3 separate regions of the Mus musculus genome follow, and all the other regions are linked to region 1. The links are chromatin loops, found by intact Hi-C in ENCODE. Cell type or tissue: left cerebral cortex. All regions are shown on one strand. Each heading gives the region's core, and the rest is flanking DNA. Links, peaks and the distances in the headings are about the cores only. Region 1 overlaps Sec62 (SEC62 homolog (S. cerevisiae)). Region 2 overlaps Phc3 (polyhomeotic 3). Region 3 overlaps Phc3 (polyhomeotic 3).

Evidence for each region. Peaks named below come from ENCODE experiments on the same cell type or tissue, not always from the same donor. Only the 100,000 strongest peaks of a DNase experiment are listed, where the experiment ranks them.
Region 2: it touches region 1 in a loop (2.4-fold over the local background); 3 of 42 quality-filtered maps call a loop at or near these places.
Region 3: a loop joins it to region 1, with 2.0 times the contacts of the local background. A loop is called at or near these places in 3 of 42 quality-filtered maps.

Annotation. Positions count from the first base shown.
Region 1 is chr3:30,808,330-30,819,404 of GRCm38, reverse strand. It overlaps Sec62 (SEC62 homolog (S. cerevisiae)), which reads right to left. Exons shown (of 8, transcript NM_027016.2): 4 at 9,379-9,583; 5 at 8,868-8,960; 6 at 7,049-7,109; 7 at 5,052-5,171; 8 at 1-905. The coding sequence ends at 439. Among named protein-coding and RNA genes, the nearest start is that of Sec62, 21 kb to the right of the region's middle. In left cerebral cortex, for the core only: no CTCF peak of the experiment used is centred there; a DNase peak (open chromatin) is centred at 6,319.
Region 2 is chr3:30,946,462-30,948,961 of GRCm38, reverse strand. Phc3 (polyhomeotic 3) reads left to right here. Exons shown (of 15, transcript NM_001165954.1): 6 at 162-260. Among named protein-coding and RNA genes, the nearest start is that of Phc3, 22 kb to the left of the region's middle. In left cerebral cortex, for the core only: a CTCF peak has its summit at 1,078 (motif pointing left); no DNase peak of the experiment used is centred there.
Region 3 is chr3:30,895,479-30,906,553 of GRCm38, reverse strand. It overlaps Phc3 (polyhomeotic 3), which reads left to right. Exons shown (of 15, transcript NM_001165954.1): 15 at 1-7,259. Gpr160 (G protein-coupled receptor 160) reads right to left here. Exons shown (of 4, transcript NM_001134385.2): 4 at 9,360-10,844. The coding sequence starts at 10,773. The coding sequence ends at 9,763. Among named protein-coding and RNA genes, the nearest start is that of Gpr160, 45 kb to the right of the region's middle. In left cerebral cortex, for the core only: no CTCF peak of the experiment used is centred there; no DNase peak of the experiment used is centred there.

The DNA.
Region 1 (11,075 bases), core at 5,239-7,738:
AAAAGAGCATAACTAGCAAGAACAATGAGTTTAAGCATTTGATCCTAAAGAAACTGCCAAGTGGCTATATACTTATGCATAATCTGAAATGCTGCAGTTTCTTTAGCAATTTCCATTAGTCTAACAGTAAAAAGCCATACAACTATCAAAAATGCCCTTATTCTAAGTGTCATTGTGGACAATGTACCTCTGATGACTATCAAAATGAGGCCTACTTACTGTAAAATTATCAGATGGATAAAACTTATTAATGGCTTTAAACTGTACCAATAACAGTACCAACGTTCTACAAAACAAAAGGCTGACTGTAACTGAATGTCAAATACATTTCAGAAAATGGATTTAAAGAATGCTACAAATGCCATCTGTACATCATGATGATCGGCCAACACAGAAAACCCAACCTGCTGTACTTATTTAGTCCCCCAGCTAGTCAGATTATGATTTCTCATGTGCAGATTTAGGCACCTCTCCATCTTTGTCGTCATCCTCCTCATCACAATCCCCATCTGTCTGCTGCTCCAGCTCCTCCTTCGTGATCATTTCAAAATCATTCCCGTTCCCGCTACTGTGTTGCGAGCGGTCGTCTTCCCGCCTGTCACTGTCCGTGTCTGAGTGCCGCTCTCCGCCCGAGCCTTCTGGTCCATGGTCTGCCGGAGCTCCTTTCCCTTCCTCATCCTCCTTTTTCTCACTGTCTGACTTTTCCTCACTGTCGGACTTCTGCTGCTTTTTGGTTTCAGATTTCTCATCCTTCTTTAAGTCTGCTTTTGGTCCTTTGTACTCATGTGTGTACAGGGGCCTGAAGGAGTCAATGAAGCCCACGTCAGCAGTCAGGTTTGGCAGGAACCAAAAGTGGTGCCTTCCTCCAGTTATCAGCCAGATGATGAGAAACAGGATGCAGCGAGCTGTGGGGAGCAAGGTTTCTCTTGAATAAATGAAATTAAGCCTTGAAGCAGCTACAGGTAATATTTGTTTGTAAGAACCTAGACAATATTTAGCTCTATTTGCATGTTTTATGCACCATAAAGACAAATACTTAAGATTAGATCAGCTTAGCACCTGACAATATTTTAGGAGCTGCTTGAAACTTAGAAACACAAATGTTATGATGCCGTTCTCAAAAAATTACTTTTTTTAAGTCATGGACATACACTGAGGACTTGTGCATTTTGTGAAGTTGTGCTTCAGTAAGAACAGTAGTCAGGTGGAAGTCGAAGCACCCATGACATCATCACACCATAAGTAAAGAAAATGTGAATAAGGACTATGAATGATACTGGAAGAAAGCAGCCAGAAGAGCAGAATGCCATGCAGCCTTACTTCCCTGTCCTTATGTCTTGTCCTGACTTTAAAAACCACTACATTCAACACACAATATAGTATAATGTAATATAATGCTGAAAAAGTGTATATACTGAAACATATATTATTATTCCTGATTTTAAAGTAAATACAAAAAACTCAGTGGGCCCTTAAATGTATTCTGGATATGAAGCATGTGCTAACTTGTTTAAAAGATAGCTCAGCTTTGAATGAAGAATCCAGGCATTAAAAAACCTCTATCATCAAATTCTTGTCTTGATAATTAGGCAAATTATGCTTATTTAAGTACCAACTGCTTCATCGTTAAGAAAAATTGTACGTACCTTAAACATAAGCTACATACAGTGGTGAATTACAATGGTGCTGCAATCCTGGCACCTGGGGGCAAGGTCTGAGCTACCCGCCAAGACTCTATCTCAAAACATTAAAATAAATAAAAACCAAAGGAACTCCAAGAAACCACATAATGCTCACACAGCCAAGATTGCTCAAACACATGATTTATGAGGGAACTTGTGTTTTTGTTGGTGCCTGGGCTGGAATCTGGGTGGCCTGTCAGCTAGGCGACATAAAACTATAGCCTCAACCTTTTTAACTCTGAGACAGGGCAAGCTGTCCAGAAAAGCCTGTGACTTGCTGTGTAGTTCAAGCTGGCCTTAAACTCTCCATTCTCCTGTCTCAGTATTCTAAATAGCTGGGATCATAAATGTTTGTAATCACGCTTGGCTGAGATTACTCTTACTACATTATTACAAACCTTAATATTTCAAATGGTTTTCCATGAATTTACCAATTAAGTACGTATTAGTGAGCCTGCCTGCCTGCCTGCCTGCCTTCCCTTCCCTTCCTTCCTTCCTTCTTTCCCTTGCTTTCCTTGCCTTTCCTTCCTTCCTTCCTTCCTGAGACACGGTTTCTCTGTGTAGTCCTGGCTATCTTGTAACTTGCTCTGTAGACCAAAATGGCCTCAAACTCAGGTCTGCCTGCCTCCCTCTCTTGAGTGCTAAGACTAAAGGCATGTGTCCTGACACCTGGGTTTATTTACTTTTTTAAAGGTCACAATGACTGTACAAGTATTCTAGGGTAACTGGTTTTGTTTTGTTCTGTTTCCTTTAAAATTATATATTACTATTTCAAAGAAAGCTTACAAAATAGCAGGTCCATGGATTTCTCATTATTGTGCTTTGGATAAATCAAAGGACATGGTTACTAGCTTTGATTTATAAAGCAGTATTTTAAGTAAACTTACTTATAAAGTAGTATTTTTATTTTCATGAGTAATAAAAATATACCATACAACAGATAAGAATCATTTGTGCTACAAAAAAGATAAATATGTTTGAAGCAATAATTTACAAGTAAATTCCACTGATAAAGCATCAAATTTTTTCCTCCAAATACAATTATGATGTTGTAGTTTATTCACAAAGTTGTAATAGAGGTGAAATGTTTTATCAGATCCAAGAAAAAAAAGCATTTTAGAAAGATGGCAAGTAAACTGAGTATCTTACCACATGTAAAGTGGGTCTAACAGGATTTGAACTTGCAACAGGTTTTCTCTACATGGCACTAGATAAAGGACGAACCTCAGAACCCACATGCACCATCCCTATCATCCTTAGAGTAAAAGCTCCACATTTCACAAAAATGCCACATCTTAGTGGTGATAGAAACCATGCTTATTGAAAAACACTATAACGATTTTTGCACAATTCTATACCACAGGATGTGTAAGTGGGCTACAGACAGAAATTATCTGAAAGAAGAATTTGAAGGGTGGAAGGCAGCTCAGTTGGTGGAGGGTTTCGCTAGTAAGCAGGAGGAGGCCTGGGTTTCATTCCCACCACTACAGAAAACCAGGCATGGAGACACATGCCTGTAATGCTAGCACTTGGGACACAGAAACAGGGGGGTCATCAATTCAAGGTCATCCTTTGTTATATTACAATACTGATTATAACTGAGTTACAGAGACTTTGTCTTAAAATATTGTGTGTGTGTGTGTAGTTACATGTTGTGTTTGTTTCTTTAATTTGCAAGATTATCTGATCCATCATATTTATATGCATAGAAACCTGGAAAATTATTTTCAAAACTGGAGAAACAATATTTTAAAGGTCCAAACAATCTAACATAAATCATGATGCTACTGGTTTAATTAAAAGTATAGCAACTAGAATAATTCTGTTCAGTAGAGCTAATACTTTGCTGAAAAACTTTAAGGAACTTGTGTAACTTTCACTAGTTTGACAGCCAGGTGGCATCTACTGTAAGTTCAAACTTTACGGCTTCTCTCCTTGATCCAGGCATCACACTGGCACTAGTTACCTGTGTAACAGGATTAGCTATTATTTCCTGGCCTACAATTGTGCTGTGCTGTCTGGAGAAGCAGCAAAACATTTTTTCAAGGTGACCAAGCTACAGGAAGGAAAAAAATTCAAAGTTAGAAAGGGCTCATTTGAAATGGGAGGCCTGTTACCATGGTAGACTAAAAAACTGGGGATAAACTCTCAGATTCATGTGAGTGGTGGTACCAACTCAGGATACTTTGGTGATCAAGGGGAATAAAGGTGAGAAGAAAGAAACTGTTTAGGGCTATACACATAAAATAAATATTACTTTTATATAACTAAAAATTACCCATAAGAAAATAATATGAACCCCGTTTACTTAATGTTGGCCAAGTTCTATCTTTTTTTTTTGGTTTTTTGAGACAGGGTTTCTCTGTGTAGCCCTGGCTGTCCTGGAACTCACTTTGCAGACCAGGTTGGCCTCGAACTCAGAAATCCGCCTGCCTCTGCCTCCCGAGTGCTGGGATTAAAGGCGTGCGCCAAGTTCTATCTTCTAACAACAGAACATAGATCAATACTGTGGGCGATTTAATGTTTTCTATAAAGCAGTACTAATCTTGGTTGGGAGCGATAGCACATGATTTTAATTATAACACTCGGAAAGGGAAAGGTAGGTGGATCTCTCATTTTCAATACTAGGCCATCTAGGGCCATGTAGTAAGACGACCCTGTCTTGAACGAAGGTATGAAACGTCTCAATAATTCTGAATGTTAAGAACATTCACTTTGTTTTCCTACTTGGTTTTTAGTTATTTAACTCCTTCATTCATCTAGAATTCATTTTGGTACCCAAGAGAAAAGTTGTATTTGTCCCTAAAATGGTAAACAAATTGTTTAGAACCACTTAACTAACTACATGACTAGAACTTATATATTTAATACAAGTTACATTTATTTTATTTCAAATATCTAATAATGATTCACTACTGCAAAAATAAATGGCCACTTTAGCTAATTTTAAAACACATTTACATGAAGATTAAAATATAGTAATATATTATATATATCAAAATAACAGTAAATTTCAAAAGGCTCACTGTAAAAAAAAGATAGCCAAACAAGGCAATAAATATTTTAACTTAATTTAATCATTCTATAATACAAATACAAATATATATATAATAAATCATACTTTATAATGTGCTGAATTATGTTTATCAAATATAGTATTAACAAAACAAGAACGTTTGAAAAGCTAGAGCAGATTCCAGATCAGCGCCAACGGAGTCATGTCTGAACTCTTGATTTGTCTGAGGAGGACGGCACACTTCTTGACTTATATGCATTAATTCTGCTGTTTAGCTACACTGGAGCTCCAGGAAAAAGTCTACATGCAAATACCTACCTTATACCAAGATCAGTATCACTATTAAGACTTACCAATAGCAAGGAGAAGAATGCTGGCTACAAAACAGCCTGCGCCCACACTGAGGTAATAAACACCTACTCTCATTTCTGCTGGCCAGAGAGGGAAGAGGGTGGCTGCTATTACTGCAATCACTGGAGAAATGACAGAGTTACAGAGTAACTTTTAGAATAAATTCTTTAATGGCCTCATTACAATCAACAGTGAACATATTCTTGAAAATGGAGACAAAAAAGTAACATTTGTATAGGAATAATGAATTATCAGCAATTTCATGTGATTTAACATAACATTTTATACTGTTCTTAAACTAGGTTAGCATTTTTTAAACCTAAATTACATTTAATTATAAAAAATACTATCTAGAAATTAAAACTACTCCTTAAATGACCAACTACTGTCATTTTGAAGCTAATATTATTTTAATATTAGGAGTAGGGAAACCTAGATCAAAACAAAACCAAAGAACACCCCACCTCCCACTCCAGGGAAATCAGATTCACAAAGCTTTTTTTTAAAAAAAAGGTCAGAGTGGTTGGGGAAATTATATAAGCATCTCTAGGATTTTTTGTTTGTTTGCTTGTTTGTTTGTTTTTTGCACTTATGGTAGGGCCTCTTGGAAAACTGTTAAATGAGAAGACTGGTTATTAAGTCTTTTAAGTCTTTATCATTAAGAACAGGACTCTTGCTCTACCACACGTTAGCTAAGTAACCCTTCCAAAGTTAATTTACCTTATCTTGATAAGTGCCTGTTCTTGCTGGAATGAGACGTCACAAGGATTTTATGACAAAGTGACTACCACACTGGAAGCAATCCACAGCATGAGCCTTTTGAGTTTAACTAAGTTTTAACTCTTACTATAAGTTTCTCTAAATGGGATCCTAAAATATCTTATTAACCAATCATATTTTAGATAGTATGTTTTTGCTATCTGTTCAATTATTCTTTCCCACCCATTTTTGTCCCCCAAATTAAAAATATATATATATATACACAAGTTTGATCACAATATAAACAACGAGTCAAAGGCTATGGTGAAGATGGAATCATCGAGTTTTTGTCCCACTGTTCAGCGGTAAACACTATAAAGCTTATCCTATTCCCAGAGACTGCTCACTTACAATACAGATTAGTGACAAATACCCTTTTCTAACTAGAGGAAAGTATGCAACTTCCGCTCTGGCAGCTCTCTTTTCCTATCTCAAAGGCTGCATGCTGTTCTCTTACACTGCCAATGTTTACTCTCCTCCCAAGGAGTGGGGACTACTTTCAGTTTTACATGATAAGAGACAATCCTCCTGCAAGTCTACTCGCACATGGACATCATATGACTGGGATTATGTAACAGACTGACTTCTAGACTGGGGATGGAGCTCAGTGGTGAAGTGCTTGTCTAGCACGTGTAAGACCCTGGGTTTGATCCCAGACACTAACAATAAACAAAAACTAATGACACTCAAAAAGCCATAACAATGAATTCCTTTCAATGGAATTGGTAGGCCAAAAGATACAAGCATTTAAAATTTGAATATTGCTTTGTTTGGCTGTGTCCATGAAAAGGAACATAAGGGAAACCCTACAGGATTTACAGGAGCGGTGTGCTAGCACCTACAATGTGAAGGCACTGCCAAACTGCCTGCTGGAAAGAAAGAAAAAGGAAGGCACCATCATCAATTGTTGGAGTGTTCCCTCCACCCCAGGACTTCAGTGTCAATTTCTGAAATCTTAATCTTTGTTACTTCACTCTGTATCTGATTTATCCTTAACCAGGTGAATGGTCGGTGTGTTTTCCTGTGAGCTACATTTATCTTGTTCTACCATGTTAATACCTTAAAAATGATTTAGCTGCTGCAAATAATTTGAGTTTGTTACTTATCTTCTAACTTTATTTAAAATATCCTCTTAAAGAGTTCTTACTTTGTTTTAAATTTAAAAGTATTTTTTGAGGCCCTGCATTTGTCCTCTAAAGTTTAGAGTATACTAAAAAGCTACTTATATTCTCCTACTTACCAAGAATTAATCCCATGACAAATGTTTTAATGTGAACTGGGTCATAGATCCACACAAAAACCTAGAAGAATCAAGAAACCTCAATGCTTAAAAGTTCTAAGGTCACATTAGTAATAAGTTTACTTCTCTACTGCAGTTCCCCAGTCTCCATCTCTGAACACTCTAAACTCTCCCTTTCCAATTAAGACTACACTCAGCCATTAAAAGACCGGTATTCCTAGCTCTAGCTTCTCTAAATTACAGTATTTTTCCATTTCTTAGTATATTTTGAACAAGTCCCTTTATTTTTTTCTGATTAATTTGTATTTTTCTAACACTTGGGGTTCTGAATAAACCTGTTTTACTGTTTATATTTTTCTTGGGAATCAGATTTTAAAACATTAGTTTTGCTAGTAACCACTTTAAGAACAACAACAAAAACAAAACAAAAAACCCCAACCCTCTAACATCCCCCCACCCTTTTTAGATGGAGTTTCTTTATATAACAGCCCTGGCTAGCCTTGAACTGACTGACTATACAGACCAGGGGCTGGCCTCAAACTCACAGAGATCTGTCTCTCAAGTGCTAGGATTAAAGGTGTACACCACCATATTCAGCTTAAAAACCTATGTTTAATAAAAGGGAAATTTCCAATTTTAAGTCTGGAGATACAGTGTTTCTTGTGTGTGTGTGTGTGTGTGTGTGTGTGTGTGTGTGCGCGCACGTGCACATGCACAGCCTGGCCTTTTCAAGATGGCAAGCTTGTTCAGCTTGCTTTCTTCCCTAATAGATCTATCTCTCTTTCCTGGTACAATGGGCAATCTGCCAGTCAGTTCTGAAGGCTCAAGTCAAATGCCCATGGTCTCCAGACTACAGTGTACTTACATATAATAAATCTTTTTTTAAAAAAAGCTTCCTTGCAGAGAATTGCACTGTATTTTCCTATAGCACCTGTGAAGTATCTAGTACTCAGGGATACACTTAACACTTAAGATATCTGAGTGCTTCCTACTGCAGAGTCTCAAACACCCAGCCCTAGGAGACACTGCTTCTTATAGGTACAACAGTTGGCATAAGTGTGTCTTGGAATTCCAACAGTTTAGCAGCAAGGACTACTTTTTTGTAGTAAAGTGACTACTGTAACAGTCTTCATGCAAAGCCATTACCACACAAATCTCATTAGAAAAGATAGAATAAAACTATCTCCTTGTGTAAAGCATTAGAAATGTTGAAAATTTCAGGCCCCTCAAGAGATGTGTCTGGCACTGTAGAAGTGCCAGAGATCAGTAGGTGAGCCCCATGAACCAGTCTGCTCTTTTTTTCTCTTGATAACAGAAATTCTGTATTTTAACTGGGCAAATTAAATCTTGACTATAAAGACTGCATCTTCAAGATTATGAACATAATTAGTGAACCCAAGTGTCCTTAGCATGGTTTGCCTCTTATCTCTTGTGGATACAGTTAAGGTCATCATGGACCACGAGGCACCTTGGCAAGAAGACTCTAACACAGAAAAAAAGGAAGGAGGAGCATGGGCCTGCCATGGTGATTCATGCCTGTGCTGTTCATTCCTAGAGCATGCTACTGAGAAAGAAAAAGGAAACCTGTGTTGTACTAAGCTACTATAATTTCATGGTTTTTAATAACTCAAATGAAGTCAAATCTGATTCTAACTAGATTAGAAACGTAGATTTTTTGAAAGTTATTTTTATATGCTTAAATGTATGATTAGATTTTTCTAAATTTTTTTTGTAGTGATAGCATCAAATATATTTCTAAGATTTTTCTATGAAAAACTAGAGTTCAATTATATTCAAATCTATTATTCTCTAATCTCACCTCATTTCCATCCAGAAAAACTTGATCATCATGTGGCTCAAGTTTGAATTTTTTCTTAGTTTCCTTCTTTTTTGGAGTTCCTGGAGTTTCCTCCTACAAACAGACAGGTGGAAAGAATCAAACACTCAAGACAGCAAAAGCTGTGATATTCATGAGAAGTCTCACCATTTCCAACACCAACAAAGCCCGTAAAATCGGTGTTTACAAATAATCATGGCAGGTATCTCACATGGCTCTTAAAGCTTATGAGCACAGGACAATAAAGAGCACATGTACACAATCATTTTATTTTCATTTATGTGTATGGATGCTCTGCCTGCATTACATCTGCAGCATGTGTACGCAGTGTTTTAAGAAGGCTGGAAGACGTCCTGGGAGCCAGAGTTAACAGGTGATGAGTTTCCACGTGGGTGAAGAAACTGAATGTGGGTCTCTGGTACAACAGCCTCTGTGCCATCTCTCAAGTGCCTATAATGACTTTAAATTTTAATTTAACTTTAGGAAAACTTACCTTTTTGGAATCTTCCTTTTCACCATCTTTCTTTTTTTCTTTTTCCTTTTTTGTTTTTTCTTCTTTAACACTTTCTTTCTTGCTCTTTTTATCATCTTCTTTCCCACTTTCTGATTTCCCTTTATCTTTTTCTTTTTTTACGTCTTTATCATATTTCATTTTCATTACTTTTAGGGCCCGATGGAAAAACTGTTTCTTTAAAAGCCTTGGAGAAAAGTGACAGTTCTCAATTACAAAGACACAGACTTCTTTAAAAAGCAAAAATATCAAAACCCGAATAAAGAGAGCAAAGGAAGATGTGAACTGTCAACTTATAGAAGAAATTATAATCTGTAAGTCTATGAAAAAACACACTGAAGTATAATAAACATACCAAACAAGGAATTCCACAAAGAACAGGTCAATAGCTAGATTATAAAAAAGTTGCCAAAACGTGTTTTAACTTTTAACTAATAGAGGTCACTGGTTTGAGACTTATTCACATAATTCCTCTCTAGATACACTGATCATAACTAATACTCATCTTCATTTAATGTTAGGCCTCTATTTCAAGAGTAAAAACATTAAAGAGGAAAATAGTTTATTTAAGGAATGTCAACAGAGAAAACTGTGTTTCTGCCTGTTTGTCCTACTCATCATGTCTCCTCAGCTGTGTTGTGGAGGTTATCCCTCTACATTCAATCTACTACTATGACTGAGTATCAAGTGAGTGACAAATAATTACATATACTAAGATGACATTTCTGTACATTAATATGGATTCCAACAAGAAAAATCTTAAAAAAAAAAAATTGCACTAGAGTAGGCATGACGCAGTACTCCCATGTCAGTAGTTTCTCCCTAAATAGAGTAAAGGCTATCACCATCACATAGAATAGTCTTTCTACAAAGATGTGAGTTTTCATTTCACTCTTCCTTCCTTCAAGTTTACTCTGAATTACAACCTAACCTGCTTAAAATACACACGCCCATGTCATCCCCTTTCACTTTGCTATTGTGTCAAGAGCACTTACCTATGCACTTATGACATGATGTATTATATGTTTGATCCTTTCCTAGGCTTAGACCACTAACAGATAGATCCCATTCAATTATCTAATGAGCTCAGAAGCTTAGCTGATCCCTTATTAAGCCAATCTCATGGGCTGTTTGTTTGTTGTTTAACCTTATAATCCTATCCAAGAGACTATTTGGTCTTACCACTGTTATTTATAAGCTATGTTTTCAAATCTCATGATCTAGTTTCAGAGTTCCTGATATTATTCTTTATTCTTACCTTGGTGATATATTACACACCTGCTATGGCACAATCTAGAACATGTATGTCACTAACATTTCTGTCCCTAATGGCGACTAGTCATCCTTCTTCTTATACCTTCCTGGTGCCCAACCAGCATGCTCACCATCACTTGCTTACTAGGTTTTTCCTTTTCTATACAGATGACTAGTTCATTCTGGTCATTAAGTTGTGACTTCTGGAGCACCTATATTGTTTCTTGCTTGACTGTGCTTCCCTGTGATGCTAATTAAATCCAGCTAATGGGCATCCCATACAAGTAATGTCAACATTTCCTCGTTTGGCCTATTATTTTTCTTTTCTCTCTTCTCTCTTTCTCTCTCTCTCTTCTTCTTCTTCTTTTTGTTTTGTTTTGTTTTTTTGTTGTTGTTGTTGTTGTTTTCAAGACAGGGTTTCTCTG
Region 2 (2,500 bases), core at 1-2,500, 130 kb before region 1:
CAACCTTCTCTTTGTCATGTGAAGCCTTTTGCTTAGGAGGTGGTCCTAACTGGCATTGTCTCTCTGTCACAGGGTTCAGTGTCTTGCCTGCTTGCTGCACATTGTGTGTGGGACGTGTTCTTTAGTCTCAGGCTGTTACTTTTGGTTTTCTGTCTGTACAGCTGATTTTCACACCTGCTACCACTGTGGCTGCTGTACAGTCTGACATCCCTGTTGTCTCGTCGTCACCGTCACCTTCCTGTCAGTCTGCAGCTGCTCAGGTGAGACTGTCTGGCTTCACAGTATGCCCCTGAGGGCTGTGTCTCTTCGGAGAGACTGGCACTGCGCTCTCGGCTCAGCCTCCACTGCAGAGTGCATGGCCATGCCTTTCAGGGGAAATTCATGCACGACTGAGAAATTGGAGAACATGGTTGTTTGTAGAATTGACAATAGAATTGAACAGAGATTTAGCTTACTAGGTGTTCACTAAGGTTAATGAGGGTTTTGTTAATGACATTGTATTTTTAGTTTTATTATATACTAGATTCCTTTTTTATGGGAATTATATTATTTTTTGTAGACTTCTTTGCAAGCAGTTATATAATATATAAGCTGAAGTGGATGGTAGTTACTTAAGTAGAATATTACTTTACTTGACACTATGGAAAACAATGAATGCTAACTTCTATCTTATTCACAAAAATTAAATAAAAGTAGAATATAAGCCTAAAGATAGAAGTAAAAACTTAACTCTCCAGGAGAAAACAGGACAGCATCTCTGCAAGTCTAGTCAAGGCTTTCTTGGGGTGTACAAAGAGCATTAACTACAAAACAACAATAGTGATAAATTAGACTTTATTAAAACTATAAATTATTCTTTAAAGAATCATTACGAAAATGAGTACACAGACTACAGGCTGAAAAAAAACTATTCACAATAAATGTATCTGACCAGGGTGCTGGAGAGGTGGCTCAGTGGTTAAGAGCATTGACTGCTCTTCCAGAGGTTCTGAGTTCAATTTCCAGCACCCACATGGTGGCTCACAATCACCTGTAATGGAATCAGATGCCCTCTTCTGGTGTGTCTGAAGACAGCTACAGTGTACTCGTATACATAAAATAAATAAATCTTTAAAAAAAATGTATCTGACCAGAGATTGTACCTAGAATATGTTAAAAGAAATGCCTATAGCTTAATAATTGATTATGAGGTTAGTTTGGACAAAAAATTTGAGGAGATAGTCTAAAACAAGACAATATATAGGCCAGGCATGGCATATGGTTTTAATTCCAGCACTTAGGAGGCAAATAGATCTCTTTGAGTTTGAGGCCAACCTGGTCTATATAGTGAATTTCTTAACAATCAGAACCAAAAAGTAAGACTCTGTCTCATCATCATCAACAACAACTTCAAACAAAAAATGAGCACATGAAAAACATGTTCAACATCGTAGATCATTATAGATACACAGCAGAACCATAATGAGTGTTATTAGTACTCACCTGGGTGGCTGGAATGACTGGTGAGCTACAGTAGATTATGACAGCTAAATAGTCTCTAAGTGCCAAATGTGTAAGCAGATGGTGTTGTATTCATACAGTGGGGCCATATTCACAGGTGGGGGAGCAAGTCACAGATAAACCCATAACAGCATGGTTATCATGAAGCCAGACACAAGACGTGCACCTGGGATTCTGCATTTATAAAATTCCAGAATAGGGAAAATTCCCATAGTGAAAACATTAGATAACTGGTCCCTGAGGCCGAGAGGAAAGGTTGAGCGGGATGTTTTGTGTGTTGGTGGGAATGGTGGTTATATGGTATATATCTGCTGTCAAAACTCATGGAACGGTTACATCCATTATAAGTGATACCTCAGTAAACTTCACATAAAATTATTTACGTTCAGTAAACTTTCAGCTAAACAGTTGAGCAGATATTACTTTGTGTGATGCTATTTTTAGACTTCATGGCAGACTCTCATATTGTATCATTTTTGGCCTTTTATTTAATTACATATTTATAATATCTTTTGTTCGTTTGGGGTGTGTTTTCGGTTTTTTCTTTTGACAGGGTTTTGCTGTGTAGCCTTGGCTGGCCTGGTACTTGGTGTGGGCTGCAGGCCTTGAACTCAAGGCAGTGTTCTTGTCTCAGTGTCTGTCCCAGTGCTGGGATCTCAGGCATGAGTCGCTGTCCCTGCTGCGCTGTGTCTCATTTCATGTTTCACTTTCTGGCAAAATGTAAGAAATGAGGTAGTAACAGCATTCTTTGCCTTTTTTTTTTTTTTTGAGAGCCTCTTTGTGTATTAACATATGTAATAATAAAGACTAATTTTCATGTATTAGTTGTAAAGAGTGTGGTTAGATATACCAGAGTTTTCCTAACTCACGCCTGTTAGGTAGCGGTCAGTGGGTGCTAAGCTCCAACTTCTTTACTTACACTGGAAGTGACACCTCGGTTGTTAAATGGCCAACTAGGCAGTCAGAAACTACTTAGCCTTACAGTGCCTGCCACATAACG
Region 3 (11,075 bases), core at 302-2,801, 92 kb before region 1:
TAGGATGCCCCTCTGTCACCAGGAACGATGTATTATGGATGCCAGTGGTGCCAGTGAGCACAGTGGGCAGCCTGGCTGAGCAGAGAGGCATACTTAAGTGATGGCTGTGAGGAGGGCGATGTGCAGTGAAGGGTTAGCCAGTGGCACCAGAGTTCTGCAGAAGCAGGTTTTGGTTTTACCGTATACTAGAAAGGAAAGGAAATCCATAAACCTGGGCTATAAAACCAGGCTAACTCACAGACCATGTGACTCTGGTGTGGCCCTGGCCCATTGTCACCTCTTCCTGACTCTGTTCTGTGCACCGATGATGGTGCTTGATGCAGCCATGCCTCGGAGCCTCTTTCAGCAGCCCAGTGGCAGTGGAGGTGGAATCCCTTCCTTGAAGCAACCCTGCTGAGTCTGGCTAGAATGCAGTTCTTTCTCCCTTACTAAGGCTGTGGATTCTTCCCACGAAGTATTTAAAGTGATTTCTCTTAATCAGAAGTTTTTATTCAACAGTTTTCTGTTAGGACACTAAGCCAAATTTTTCTGTGGATGCTCTGAAATCTTTGTAGTGCTGGGCATCAAAAGATTTGCTGACATTGTTTGCTTTCTCTATCTTTTTGCTACATGTTTGAGAACTCTGAACAAATGAAGGGACATGTGCATAGCCTTGGCACAGATGGAAAAGACAGCAGAGTCTGAGCTCAGTCATCTTTATGGCGCTTTTCAGAGATTGGGTTGAGTTAGTAGAAGACTAAAAGATGTCACAAAGACATCACAGATAAATTTATCTTTTGGCTTTGTGTACATTAGAAAATGTTGGTTATTTTTATACAGAAATATAGTGGATAATTTTTTTAATCTTTAGATGCCTCTTGTTTGAATGTATGCTTTGTGAGATTATTGCTGTAGTAGTTTTAAGAGCTGTTCACTAGTAGTCCTGTGTAGACTCAGAATGTGTAAGTAGCTGAGGCTCCTGTTTCAGACTACAGTAGTATAGGCTACGTTCCCTATTTCTTTGTGTCACATTTGGTTATTCACATTTCAAGGAAGGCAGGTATTCTACAGTCACCTGCATATATTAGTACTGAGTCATCATGGCAGAGTTGTCACGGACGTTCCTGTCTCCAACAGAGGCTGGCTATGCAGCACTAAGGACTGCCTGCCATAATGAAGGAGGCACAAGGCACATTTCCTCTGGAATGAAAACTATGGTGTAGTTAGTAATCCACAGTGAATATGGGATTGTCCAGAATAGACCTCCAGCAATAATGCTTCCCTCCTACAAATACTTACATCTAGCCTTTAAGGCATTAACTCTGCACTTGTACTAAAACCAGCCCATCGTGTGCTTATGAGAAACCCCTGTGCCTAGCACTGTCCATAAGCACCCCTACACAGTTTACACGAAGGGTTTCTCTTGGAGGATGCCTTCTTGTCCTTCGTCTTAGAAGTAGCCCAGATCTTCTGTTGTCTGCACTTAAATTTAACTAGCAAATACACTTTTTTTTTTACAAGTGGGTTATTTTATTTAGAAGTGGCTCATTTGGTGTTTGGTAGTTCTCCCATTGCTGTAGGTACTTCTTTCTAGGTAATTTTTAATTGTGCTAATTTGAAAGCTTCAATTACATTAAATGGGGACACACTCTGTGTTTCTCTCTATCTCCTGAGTATTAGGCTGTTCAATGTGACATGGACAGGAAGAACGCTAGTTTCATTTCCTTTCTTATTACTAAGCACTTAAGAACTTTCTTAGAGGAAAAAAAGAAAAAGACAGGAAGGGAACATGGTTTCTTCCTATTGTTGCTTTCTGAGTTTGCCTTGCCTGACTTGAAACCCTTCAACCACTGTGGGACACACTTTTCACATGTTATTTGTTTTAAGTTCTGTGTTCTTAGGAAAATAAACAGCTGGCTTGTAAAAGTTACTTTAAACTTAGACGCTTTGCATACACACATGTAAGGCACAGTGACACAGCTTTATCAGCAAAGCAGGGAATGCTGCCTTCGCACCTGACACCTTCCGTGACAGTGACTAATGGATGGGCAGAGTCACTACCTGGGAGTAGAGATGCCAGAACAAGAGGAGAGCGTGTTGGTAAAGCAGCTAGAGTGTGGCAGAGCAGACGGGGCCTCTTCCTCTGCTCAGTTCATTAATCAGGGCAACCTGACTTTCTGTGTTTCTGTGCTGCTTTCCTCTTTGTTTCTTGTGTTGGAAGACTGGTGTGTGAGACTGTATTGTTACCATGCCTTTGAGTAACTATTCACAGTCAGTCTTCATATATTAAGTGCATCTATTTATAAACACAAATCTTGGATTGAAATCTTTCAGAGGACTCATTTTCTCACAAGCTTGTTAGGTTGTGTGTCTCAGCACCTGTGTCCAGTATATGAAATCTCTGACTGGGAATACTCTAAAAGCACTTCAGACATGTTCTCAGCTAGAGAGGCTGACTAAGTGTTGTAGTTTGAAGACTTGGGGAATGCCAGCAACACTTGCTGCTGACTGGTACTTTCAGCATGTGATGGCCTCACCTCCTTTCCTGCACTGAGTCCCATCTACCTCCAACCCCACCTCCAACCCCACCTCCAATAAAGTACACAGACTTTCTTAGTTTTTTACATGGGGTTGGGTTGCATCCTGGCTTGGAGAGCTTCAGGCTGTTGTACTAGGGCGGGCCTTTATAACTTCACCAGTTGTATTTCAATCAAAGTCTTATCCATCTATGCAATCATTTCCTAGTTTCTTGTGTACCATATGTCTGTGTGACTTATTCCTTGAAGGTTATTTGAGAAGGGGAGTGGAAAGGGGAGTAAGCGACAGATAGGAAGATGATATTGCGACCTGAATGAAGACGTTTAGCATGATGATGGTCCTTAGTAGCTAGATATCCTTGGTGATGGATAGCGGGACAAGGTGTGTTGTTAGTTGTTTTGTTTGTTGGTGCTAGGGACTGAGTCAGGGCCTCACACGCCACCTGAGATTGCATACTGTATTTTTTTTCTTGTTTGCCTAGACTAACCTGGAATTGTGGTCCTCTGACCTTCTCTCAAGTGCTAGAACTTAATATCTGTGCCACCATGCCAAACCTAGCCCCTATGGTTTTAACTTGTCAAGATTTGGTTAAAATCAAATTAGGTATTTCTCTTTATCACCTGTCCCTGCTCTGAGGAGTGTTGATATTAATAGTACCACTGGTACCCAAGTTGAGTAATCCTGGATTTTTGAAGATGATAATCAGAGGGAGAGAATCTGTCAAAATGTAGGAGTTTGTTATGATCGAGTGGCCAGACTACAGAGGCATATCCAGTCAGATATGACAGTTGGCTCAGTTTTGCAGCCAGTCATAAAGGGAAGGAAGGCACTGCAGGACAGTTGCTGACTGGTGGACTCCAGTAAGCCCAAGCCCACTTATTTTCTTGGCGTAAAGCAGAATGACCCGTGACATGAACTGTTCCAACTCCAGGCTTCAGTACTGATATGTCACTCCATTCAGAGCGTTTTGTTTCATATCAAAGCTGGGTTTTGAGTTTAGCTGAGTACAAATAAGTATTAGGAAGAGTAAATGTGTTTTGTTATTCAAATTTAACAAATTGAACTCATTGAACCAAGCCCTTAAGGAATTCTCTGGGAAGATATTTCTGGTGTTAGATTTTAAAATGCATTACCATATAGTTTATAGTTGAAATAAAAGCTGTTTTCCAATTAAAAATGTTGAAAATGATATTGACATTTTAAAAAGTGGCCTGAAATGGTTAGCAGTTGTATATGCAGTTTTAGAGTTAAGTCTATTTATTTAGAGTTAAGTCTTATCAGTTGTATATGCAGTTTTAGAGTTAAGTCTACTTGACATTATACTAAGAGAAAACTTTTCTTTTTGAAAGTTACAAGATATGAGTTTATCTACAATTATTACCATCATGTTCTAGAGAAAAACCTTAGGAGGCCCCGCCCTCTGTTGACACGCACAGCTTCTCTACAGCAGAGTCTCATTTGCACACACTCTGGCGAGTGCCATACCTAAGGGAAATTATTTCCACAAGGGCTTTATTTTCTTTCTCCTTTGATAACTTGTGGACCTTTTATTTTATTTAAAAATACAATTTGAATATGGTGTTAGGCACAAAACGAGCTTCTATATAACTATATTTTAGGCAGAGGTCTTTCTGAAGCTTTTCAAGTGTAAACCTACTGCTGTCTATGATATTCCTGATATTGGGCATAAATCTATAGGACGAGAAAATTTAAAGTAGTATGTAATGAATGAATTTTAATTTAAAAAATCAGTATAAATCTAAAACATCATTATGCTAGCATGGCATGGTTTTAATGAAATGTAAGAGGGATGTAGTTAAGTCCTTTATAATGTCTAACTTAGTTTCAGTCATCATCTTAGATATTCATAGTATCTATTGCTTTTTGGCTTAATGGAATACATCAGTGTTTTGTGGACCTTTCTCTGACAGTGGTGAACGAGTAGTGGAGATTAGAACATCATTGAGGAAAACATGAACCCACTGAGGGGACTTTTTAAATCTTGCCTCAACTAAACTAAATATGTACAGTGTTTAAATCCTTATACATAATGCTTGTGTTAAATGTTTTGGTAGTATTAAAAGTGAGCAAATTACAACTTTTCTTCAGGAGTGAGAGATAAACACACTTGCTGCTGCATTACTGTGCTGAGTGGAGAGGGAACAGAGAGGCTGGGAGACCTGGTGTTACTCCAGATGGCCGGCAGCCCTGGGACTCGATGGGCAGCTATTTGGCTTTTTATCTCATTTCAACGTAGTGTGATACCTGCACTGCCAAATAGGCTGGTTTTGTTGTTGTTGTTGTTGTTTGCTTAAATCATTTTTAAAGGAACACCCTCCCCGAGCTTTAAAGTTACAATCCTAAGCTACACAATTGGGATTCCCACGGGGCTGACCGACTGGCAAGTGAATATCAGCACCCATGCACTTGCTCCTTCATTTGTAAACTATCTGAGCACTTGGCTTCTGTGTGCAATATATGACCAAGAAAATAACAAGTAAAGTCTTCCCAAACAAACTCAGTGCTGCTTCAGCATCTATGTCCGCACAGCCAGGAATGAATGGCAATTAACCAGTAACGCCCTGCTCTCTGGGAGTGGGGGTTTAATAACATCCAAGTGCTAAACCGCACCACCACTCACATTGTTCCCACCTGTGGGCCATCTCCTTGACTGTTGACAACAGTAAGACTGCTTGCCCTGACCGGCTGTGAAACTCTTGTGACAGGCACTGTCAGGACAGTCCCTTTACGTGGTCTGTCTGTGGCAGGATGCAAGAAGTCAATGTGAAATCATTGTGCATTTTTAGTTGCAAAAGTTTATATCCAGTATTGATAGTGGAAGAGTTTTCCAAAACAGAATCATCTGAAACGAGGCAGAGAACAGGTTGCTACGGCTGCTTTCTCCACAGTGCTGACTCTATTGTAGTGTGTTAGAGACAGCCACTTCTCAAAGACAGGGTCTGCACTGCAGCTTGAAAATGCAGAACTGGTGACAGAAGGCAGTTCCTAGTTGGGTGGTGGCTCACACCTTTAATCCCAGCCTTGGGACACAGAAGCAGGCAGATCTCTGTGAGTCCAAGGCCAGCCTGGTCTACAGAGCAAGTTCCAGGACAGTCAGGCTACACAGAGAAACCCTGCCTCGAAAGCCACCACCACCACCACCACCACCAGAAAGCAGATCCTGCTTGTGCTAGCAAGTATTTAAGGAGTGAGTGAAGATGGGGTCAAAGTCACTTTTAATGGTGTGAATTCCGGTGTCACTCTGGGGCTCTGTGAATCAGGTTGTAATTCTTGTTTTAAATGCTAACTAACATCAGTTGCTACTCACATTCTCTATAAAGATATAAAAATATATTTTAAAAACTTTATGTATCATAGCTATAGGTTTTTAAAGCGGGGAAATGCCCAAATAAAGTGTTAAATTACAATATATAATAGATGCTTTCAAATTAAGGTTTTTGTAAGTTATAATAATCTAAATAGCCCACTAATCTGATCTTTGTAATTTGTCTCATGATTCTGGTTACTTTTAAGGTGTTTTTTAAGTTTTTGAAATATACCTAAGTTGTAAAATATCCTGTGTTGTTTAGATCTCTGTTGCATAAATGCTGTTCTTGTGTCTGTATTCTTAGACCTTAAGAGTTCAGCTGAGAATACAGGGTGTAATTTTTGTGTATGATTCCCACATTGATGGAATTGACTGCCAATAACCTCATTCAGAGATGGGTCTTGGTTTGTACAGTAGGGGATTAAAAATCAAAATTCAGAAATTGTTGGAAAGTGCAGGGATTATGCTAGAAATGAGGGTTGTACATTACAGACAGCCATGCACAGGGAGGCAGGGGAGGGAGGCTGCTGACTTCAAGCCTCTTGAATTTGGTGAGAATGCTTTGCGAATGGCACTTAAAATTTGTTTCACAAAGGCAGGTTGTTGGGATTATCTGTTTTTTAATATTTTAAGCACATTTTTAGAAATCTTGCTTTTGGTTCTGACCATTGTTCTAAAGTCAAAGTTTTATAATTTAAAAAAAAAAAAAAACTCAAAACATGATTCATCAAGGAAAAAAGCATCACCAAGGGGGAAAGAAAACATGTTCTAATCTTAGAGAAAGCAAATGTTAGGGTTATAATAGCTGTGTCTTACATTGGATGTTGTATTAGAGACCTCCTCACAGGAAATGATATAGTTCTAGCACCCTTAGCATAGAGTTCCTAGCCTGGCGTCCATAGCTACAGTTTTACAGTGTATAACCTGAGAATGAAGTTAATTTTGCATTGTAAGAGCACACCATTATCTGTGTAAAAAGTGTTCATTTGCTGTATTTTTTTAAGAAAAGAGAAAGCACTTTCATATTAAGTAGCATGTGTGTGAACTTTAGACTTCCTCTGTGTGTCTAGTCAGTGAAGTTCAAGGAGCATCGATGTCTGCTGGCGACGTTAACTGCTAACGGAAGCACCTTATCCTCTGCTGCTTACCCTTGCTTGGATTGCACCTTTGTTACCTGCACACTTTCACATAGAGTATTGTAACACGGCTTCGAGTGGGTCTGGGCGGACGGCTAGTGGTGGGCCTACAGGATCTTTTATTTATGTTGTTTATATTACAATAATATATTGTAGACCAGTTGTAACTTCAGTTCTTTACAAATAAAAGCCTGACTGGTTATTGAATTTTTATTTCTTTAAGCTTTTGAGAGACAGGGAAAGCTAATAAAGACCTTAATGGAGGGCTGGACTGACTATACATTTCTTGCGATCTAATCTACAAAGAGTATATTAAGTTCAGTATAGCTAAGTATGTTTTATTCTCATGTTATGGCCATTTGGAAGGCAGAAAACTGTGGAGAAGGAATTGTACACCAGTGAATTAAAAGGGCCGGCTCCAGACAGACATCTGAACTGCACAAGCACATACCATTGCTCACTGCAACCGAGGGTTGGTCTGCTGCGCTATGCTGTCAGCGCAGCCTCACAAATCAGCTGTGTCGGCTTTCAGTATGGTTGTATCTCTATTTGCATTTTAAAAACAGAACAATATAATTTTTTATTCCTTTGTAAAAATTAAGACCCAATTTTTTAAACATTTTAAATACTGTACCTCGCAGCCTAAAGATTAAGCTCCCTCCCTTCCAGTGTCTCCTTGCAGCAACACTGGCCATAGAGCCTATGACTCAAATCAGGCCAATCATTTCCTAGGTTTTGTATCTAAAGGTAGGAGCTTTAAATTGAGATTCTAAAAGCCTGGCTTGTTGGCAGCCAGAATGCCCTCTGTATTAGCAAATGACACTTAACACCCCAGAAAGTCTCCTGGTTTAGTTTACCTAGTTTATTTTGTTGTCCCAGGACCCTTTTCCTTAGAATGGCTCGGGTTAGGTTTCTGTCATTACGTGTCATCTGAATGTCTGAGGCCTACCTTTTCAGACAATACTGATTATCCCTTATCCAAAAGCATTTAAGACCAGGAATGCTTACCCTGTGCTTGCAGCTCACTCAGAGAATTTCTGATTATCCAGCAACATGGCCAACTTGTCTCTCTAGGGCTGGTGCTACCCGGAAGACCTGTATGCTCAAGGAAATGGGACCTCAATTCCTTAAGATGTTCATTGACACTGTGCGGTGTAAGTAAAAAACAATTACAAAAAGCCAATGGTGTAGCAGAGTGGAAAGAGCAGGGCTCCGATGCCAGGGTTGTGTGAGTTGGGGTAGGCTGCTTCACCTTGATGCTTCCTGCATCTTTATCTACAAGGGATGTGAGCAGAACCCAGCAGAGTCACCACATGCAAATGTGTCCACAGTGCCAGGCACACAGACCTGCCATTGCCACACTGCTGCTCCGTGGCAGGTCACGAACTTGGTAGGTAACAACTACTTTTTAAAACTGTAAACTTCTGTTACACATAAGCACATACATAAATGGATACGTGTGAGTTGTGATGTTAAAAGGTAAGTCATCCTGGGGGAGGAAGGACTGGATGATCTCATGTAGCCCAGGCTGACCTCAAGGTAACCAATGGTAACTTTGAGTTTCTGATTTTCTTGCTTACACCTGCCAAGTACAGGATTATAGACATATGCTATTTATTGCACTCAGTTTCCGTGCTGCTAGGGCTTTGTGCATGCTAGTAAGCAGTCCACCAATAAGTGACAGCTTCAGCCTAGAAGCTACTAATTTTAGGAATGCTAGTGGTGGTTCTTGAAACACGTGTTAGCATTTGTAAATAGCAGCCAAGATAGCTATGTAGTTTAATTCATAAAGCATGTTCAGATTAGTCTGGCTTACAGAGCTTTGCTCAGGCTTTTTTGTTTGTTTGTTTTGTTTTGTTTTGTTTTGTTTTAACTGGGGAGTGTGGTTAGGAGTTGTGCCCAGAGGAGTGTTGGGAATATGTGGAGACATTTTTGATTGCCACTTCTGGGGAAGGTGCCACTGGCATCTATACAATGTTAGGGTTATCCATACAAGACAGGATAATCCAGCCCTTAATCTCATGTTACTACCATGATTATGGCCTGGTAACCGTCTGCTATAACTGAACAAGCAATTGGCTTGCCATGGCCAGAGCCTTCATTGTTCCCACCTCCAGCGGTTGAACAGCTGAAACTCTGCACGAATACTTGTAGTAAAATACTTTACCTGGTGGCACACGCCATTAATCCCAGCACTTGGGAGGCAGAGGCAGGCGGATTTCTGAGTTCGGGGCCAGCCTGGTCTACAGAGTGAGTTCCAGGACAGCCAGGGCTACACAGAGAAACCGTGTATCGAAAAACCAAAAAAAAAAAAAAAAAAAAAAAAAAAAAAAAAAACCAAAAAAAAAAAAACAAAAAAAACAAAAAACAAATAAAATGAGCTAATCTCCCAATATATTTTATTTATACCAAATCCTGTTAAGTCTTTTATTTTTGCTCTAAAGTTTATAAAATACTTAAGCTCAGATCTTAAAGTTGGCAAATAGAATCTCAAATTTATATAACATTTTGCACCCAGTAGTTTTTTTGGAGTAAAACATCAAGCTGGACACATGTTAATGTGTTTACTTTGCATTTGGATTAATACCAAATATTCCACAATGTTGTCGAGCAGGCATAAACATTCTGCTGTGCTAATGTATCCTCAGCACTACTTGGCATCTGCCCCACGGACGCTGTGCTGGAAAGGGGGACTCGAGCTTCAGTTCCTGTCCCGAGCCACCTCTGTCCTTGTGAGACTGATCTTGGTGCTTCTGAAGTTCCTCCCAGCACAGCAGCATGCTAACAGATGACTATGGACATGGGCCTCTCCACTTGCTTAAGTCTATGGACTGGAACAAAGCAGCATTTCCAGTTGATGAAAGGATCCACAGGTAACGAGCTGTCTCTTAAATCAAGCTTGTGGCAGTTAAACCAATAAACTGCAGCGATGAGGAAACTGTTGACAAAGTACAGCCAGGGGACGTTCATTTCTATGTACGCCGGGATCTGAACTCTGAGGGAGAGGATGAGGACCTGAAGTGCTACAAAGGGAAACCAGGTCCCAAGAAAGCACACGATGAGCCTGGGCAAGAGTGCTTCTCTGCAGCTCAGGGCGTAACCGCAGTGGAGTGGGAAAGGAAAGTAGAGGGCGGCCTTGCTCTTATAGGATGCTATCCTCATAGCCTGAAGCAAGGCAACAACTTCCTGCCATGAAATCAGAAAAGCCACAAATAAAACCATCAGCATAGACAGTGAGAGCCAGTGACTCTGAGTGCTGACATAGGCGGGGCACTGGTACACATAGCCCCTGTGTGCCTTTAGGCTGACTGAGATGGCCGGGTCAACCAAAACGTAAGCAAGGACTGAGATCCAAGTTAAAATGACTGTCAAGAAATAAAGTAATTTCTGCCACCTAGATGACTGCTTGCTGGCTCTGGACAGATTACACCAGTAGTCTATACAAGCCAGTGAGCAGACTGGGTAATGCAAGAAGCCATAAGTGAAGGAAATAATTTGTGTGAGCAGACAGATGTGGTATCTGGTAAACCTAATACCTAGAACTACAAAGTCCCTGAAGTAGGTCAGGATGGAAATGTTTACCAACAGCAGGAGATCGACAAGTGCGAGTGAGAAGCAGAAGTACTCCATCAAAGTCCAGCGGGCGTCTCCCCTTCTCACTCTTAGAAGGAGGATGTTTAATAACACTTTCCCCAGGATGATCAAGAACAACAGACAGGAGGCCTCCAGGAGCTGCGGAGACTGATGGAGCTGGTATTGAAGAGAGCAGTTCTTTGAAGAAAGAGCTGTCATATTTTTAGTTAAATTTCAAGGCAGTCTGACGAGTACACAGGAGAAGAAACAGCTTCACTTTGGTTTTTTCCCTGTAAAAAGAAGAAAAGCGGTGGTGGTATTGTGGTGCCTCTACTTTAGAACTTGGCGTGCTTCTCCACTTGCCCAAATCATGACTTAAAGGTGGAGGGAAGCATTCCTAGTTGACAGACAGATACATGGATAATATGATCTTTCTTTCCTTTTTTTAAATTAGGTATTTTTCTCATTTACATTTCCAATGCTATACCCAAAGTCCCCCATACCCACCCACCCCCACTCCC